2 separate regions of the Homo sapiens genome follow, and region 1 is linked to region 2. Evidence: chromatin loops called from intact Hi-C (ENCODE). Cell type or tissue: Caco-2. All regions are shown on one strand. Region 1 holds the start of APTX (aprataxin). Region 2 overlaps B4GALT1 (beta-1,4-galactosyltransferase 1).

Region 1 (2,500 bases), 160 kb after region 2:
AAGTCTCTGCTTTTCCATGGAAGGAAACAATACTCCACCTTGATGAAGAATGTGACTCCTTAAATCTCAATTTTGTTAAAGAAAAGATTATTCAATGATACTTGCTGAAGCATGGTAAGGAAGACTTTATTCAGGAACTTCATGATAGGTATATAGAGCTCACTGCAACGGGGTTTTGCAGTGGAAGAGAGATTAGGCTCAACTCCAAACAGCAGCATGGGCAAGTGGGCATTTATGGCCAAGGAGCTGTGTAGGGGTCAGTGGATGGAAAATTACTAAGAGGAAACATCGGGGTAAAGGAGTTTCTGGCTAAATATACCTAACAGGATTCTTGCTGGAGACAGGCCAAGGTAATCAGACATCATCTGGGGGATAGTGGAGAATAAGGAACCTGATCAGATATTGAGAATAACCACATAAGGCGGGGTGGTGGTGGTGGTTCTTGGTAAACTGACTTAGCCAGGGTCTGTGCTAAAACTGGATTTTACAGGGAAGTGCACAGATGGGCCTAGCAGAAAATTCAGAAACCTAATTCAACCAAAGAATTTTTGCCAGTGTGTTGTACTTGAGAAAAATTATAAACTATACTTTTACCTCCGAGATAGGGATTGTTCCTTCTGCCAAAATGCCTTTGAATAACTGCAATATGATTCTTAGGGAACTTTCTGGAATTGCTGTAAAAAATCAGTACACGCATCTTATCCCTGCATCTTGCTTTTTTTCTCCCGGATTGCCCCTCAGTTCATTTAGTGTACACAGCACTACAAAAAACAGGTTTCCCTGCCTCTTACCGCTCCATTCTTTCCTCCCTGCACAAAGGAGAAAGCGGACTGTAGTTTAAAAAGCAAGTAGCAGTGCTACAGCAGGTTGTCTGCAGCAGGAGAGATGGCCTTAAAGGTTGTGAACGTCTCCTTATGGAGTATCGAGAAGCTGCACAGCCACCTAGAAACGTCCACAGAGGGATTGGGTCTGAAATGTCACCCAATTCAGAGACTGTGAGGCAGTGACAGGCGAGTGGCCCTCAGGCAGAGAGATGCTGAGAGAGCTGGTCCCCACAGGCATAACTTCCAGGATCCTCAGTTGGACCACGGCCCAGAGAGAACCCAATTGGGGCGGACGCTTTTTGATCTGGGAAGTGGGCAAGATTCTTTCAGCCAATCCGTTAGAGAGGTGCTGGTGACGTCACTGGTCGCGATACAGCCGGCCTCTGACGTCATCCCGCAGCGCCGGAAGCGGTGAGGCACAGATGAGTAACGTGAATTTGTCCGTCTCCGACTTCTGGAGGTAAGGCGGTCGTCAGCCTATCTCTTCTGCTGGCTGGGCTCAATGCCGCGGGTGAGCGTTCGGCCGAGGCTGCTCCTACCCTTGAGTGATGTGCCTTGAATGACGCTGCTTTCATGCGCTGCTCTCACGGCTGCTTTCTCCGTCCTCCCCTGTTACTACCTTGGGCTGTTTCAGCGGGCGCTCGCGTTGGTCTTCGACCCACTTTGCGTTTGTTCACGTGTGCTCCCGACACCTGTATGTACCTTGGTCGCAACACAAGCCGAAAAAATATTAGAGAATGGGCCCTGTCCAACCAAGGAGGCGGCCCAGCTTGTCGGGAAGGGCAGCGTTTCCGCCAGAAATGCTTCGTGAAAGGCACTTGAGGGACCTTAGCAGCATCCTCAACAGGCCTTGTAGGGAATGCCAGAAGAAGCAGTCCTTGGCCGGGCGGGGTGGCTCATGCCTGTAATCCCAGCACTTTGGGAGGCCGAGGCGGGCGGATCACCTGAGGTCGGGAGTTCCAGACCAGCCTGACCGACATGGAGAAACCCCGTCTCTACTAAAAATACAAAACTAGCCAGGTGTGGTGGCGCATGCCTGTAATCCCAGCTACTCGGGAGGGTGAGGCAGGAGACGTTCTTGAACCCGGGAGGCGGAGTTTGTGGTGAGCTGAGATCGCGCCATTGCACTCCAGCCTGGGCATGCCAAGAGCGAAACTCCGTCTCAAAAAAAAAAAAAAAAAGAAAAAAAAAAAAAGCCTTTCCCCATACATACCAGTGATAGTGGCTTAACAAAGCAGGGATAAAATTTCTATTTGGAATTGCTGTGATCTAGGTTTGGAACTTTTGGGGATTGTTCATATGTGAGACAATACAGATTTGTGCTCGTTCTTCTTAGTTACACAGTTATTACTTTCTTTTTTTCTTTTTCTTTTCTTTTCTTTTTTTTTTTTTTTTTTTTTTGAGACAGAGTCTCACTCTGTTACCCAGGCTGGAGAGCAACGGCGTGATCTCGCCTCACTGCAACCTCCGTCTCCCGGGTTCAAGCTATCTCTGCCTCAGCCTCCCAAGGAGCTGGGATTACAGGCGTGTGCCACGACGCCTGGCTAATTTTTTGTATTTTTAGTAGAGATGGGGTTTCACCATGTTGGCCAGGCTGGTCTCAAACTCCTGACCTCAGGTGATTCGCCCCCCTCGGCCTCCCAAAGTGTTGGGATTACAGGCGTGAGCCACTGTGC
Region 2 (2,500 bases):
TCTTAATTTAGGCAGGGGAGGCATAATTGAACAGTGCTGAGGTCATCTAGGGGAACCAAAGTGTGTATTTATCCCCTTCCCTATCACTCCCCTCCCTCCTTCATTTCTTCCTTTCTTCTTTCAGAAACTCCAAGTTCATATCAAAATTCTCCAGCCCTGGTTTTATTTGGTTGTGTGAAAATTTTCCTCTAATTTCTGAAGCTATGCATTAGTTCTGCTGAGTAATCTTTAACTTGCTGCTTTATAATGATTATAATGAGATATCACTGGGTATTATGGTCTTTGGGTAGCAGCAGGGTAGGGATTTCCAGGCTGGGACTAAGCTAATTTATGGGTTGGGAATTATGGGGCAGTTAATAGCAAGGCAGTCCAAGCTTTCCACAGATTCCACCCTAGGGACCATCCAGACTTAAGGAACAGGGCCGGCAGGCTCATCCCCTTTGCACTCAGCTGGGCTATGGGTGTGTGTTTGTGAAAGAGGTTTATTCAGTAGTCATACCTGCTGATTTCCCTGCTATCTGTTTACCCAGTGCCTCCTGTACCTTGTTTCTTACTCTTTGTTCTCTGCTCTTACTATGAAGAAGCAGAGACTGGAATTCTGCTTGAACCCACATCTACCTGGAAATTCCAGTTTTTCTTGTCCAGTGGAGCAGCAATCCAGTTGTTTTAGGACAAATGGTCTGCCCTTGAAGCTTAAATCCTTTGAGGGCCTGGCATGGTGACAGTTTTACATTTGGCTTTGGTATAGACTGGTGTGGTCCCTGGGCAGTGAGGTCACTGTAAGGCCAGCCAGCCAGACCCTGGCTCCTAGGGGAATTAACAAGGCATGGGATTAGACTCACAGGGTCCCTCCTGTCCCTAAACTTGGTAGGGGTTCCTGGGAGCCAGACTGCGATTAAGATTGTAGAGACCTGAGACCTGAGTTGTAGGGGCCTCTGTGTTGATCTGGGCCATTGCCGGGTGAGCTGAGGCGGTCACTAGCTCAAGGAGTGATCTCAGGATATTGTTCTGTAAGTCAGAGACCTCCAGGTTGGAGAGTGGGGCTTGGGGGTGGGGGACAGGGTTTAGTGGGGAGCTGGTTCTGGGTGAATGTGGCCTAAAGGGATTTGTCCTTAGAAGACAGAGGGGTGAGTCACACACTCAGTGCTTCAGGTTCCACTTTGCGGCTTGGCCTCAGCCCGCCCCTTCCCTGCACAAATGAAGGCCAGGGGCTATATAATTGGCTGTTGCTGAATTCTTTGGCAGTGATTTTAAAGTCTGGTCTGGGTGTGTTATGTAGCTGCTTCTCTATCCACTCCCCACACCCGCTGCTTCTCCAGAGCCCCTCACAAAGCCCAGGCAGAGAGAGAGAGAGAGAGAGAGAGAATGACTTGCCTCACAGAGATGTTGGGGATAGGGATAGGGGTATGGGTCTTTGCTTTTGCCTTTTGAGGGGGGATAATCTCTTCCTTCATTTTAAAAGTAAAAAGTAATGCAGGCTCATTGAAAATAATTTGAAAAGTTGAAAGAGATATAAAAGCACACCCAAATTCCTATCACCCAAAAGAAACATACCGGCATATTTCCTACTAGTCTTTTTCATGTTTAAGAATATAGCTGATATATTTTTTTTTCTTTTTCTTTTTGAGACAGGGTTTTTGCTCTGTCACCCAGGCTGGAGTGCAGTGATCACGGCTCACTGCAGCCTCGACCTCTCGGGCTAAGCGATTCTCCCACTTCAGTCTCCCGAGTTGCTGGGACCACAGGTGCACACCGCCATGCCTGACTAATTTTTGTATTTTTTGTAGAGATGGGGTTTTGCCATGTTGCCTAGGCTGGTCTCGAACTCCAGAGCTCAAGTGATTCACCTGCCTTGGCCTCCCAAAGCGCTGGGATTATAGGTGTCAGTCACCACACCCAGTGTTATAGCTGTTGTCTTTATAGATGAACAGATAGATTGACATAGATTCATGTAGATAGCCTGGTGTTCAGCATTTTTCATTTAAGATTCTGTCACAGACTTGACCCTATACCTTTAAAAATCACAAAGGCAGTATCATAGTCTGTCAGCTGAATATGCCATAACTTAAAAAAATCATTCAACTGTTGCTGAACACACACATATACATATATAGTTTTTGTTTTTTCTTAGTGATGTAGTGATGCTTGTGCAGAAAGCTTTATGTACTTTTTGGATGGTTTCTGTAGGAGAGCTTTCTAAAAAAGGAAAAAAAGTGTTGAATGTTTTTTGAGAAGGGCTAGATTTTCAAGCCAGTCTTACAAAAGGATAGACTCATTGGAAATTCCAGATTTGCTTAGTGCTGGCAGATGAGTATCACTTATTGCTGAACAATGTGTCTAGAATTCTGATTAAAAAAGAAACTAGGTCCAGGAAGTGCCTGGGGGCAGGGGCAAAGGGCCAGGCTGCAGGATAGGCTCTTAGGATCTGGCTGAGCAGAAATCTGCTGTGAACAGAATCGGTGGGGGTGATGCTTTCTCAGTAACTTCTCCATTTGTTTCT

The links. Peaks named below come from ENCODE experiments on the same cell type or tissue, not always from the same donor. Only the 100,000 strongest peaks of a DNase experiment are listed, where the experiment ranks them.
Region 1: a loop joins it to region 2, with 18 times the contacts of the local background. A loop is called at or near these places in 4 of 110 quality-filtered maps.

Annotation. Positions count from the first base shown.
Region 1 is chr9:33,000,351-33,002,850 of GRCh38, reverse strand. It overlaps APTX (aprataxin), which reads left to right and starts at 1,223. Exons shown (of 8, transcript NM_001195248.2): 1 at 1,223-1,284. LOC124902140 (a long non-coding RNA gene) reads right to left here and starts at 1,074. Exons shown (of 2, transcript XR_007061454.1): 1 at 792-1,074; 2 at 106-674. RefSeq lists enhancers at 1,025-1,294, 1,054-1,666, 1,667-2,278 and a silencer at 1,765-1,824. In Caco-2, no CTCF peak of the experiment used is centred here; DNase peaks (open chromatin) are centred at 1,200 and 1,780; H3K4me3 peaks cover 1,948 bases.
Region 2 is chr9:33,159,887-33,162,386 of GRCh38, reverse strand. The region is part of intron 1 of B4GALT1 (beta-1,4-galactosyltransferase 1); the gene reads left to right. Among named protein-coding and RNA genes, the nearest start is that of B4GALT1-AS1, 5.8 kb to the left of the region's middle. RefSeq lists enhancers at 283-1,277, 1,297-1,426. In Caco-2, no CTCF peak of the experiment used is centred here; DNase peaks (open chromatin) are centred at 536 and 1,166; H3K4me3 peaks cover 171 bases.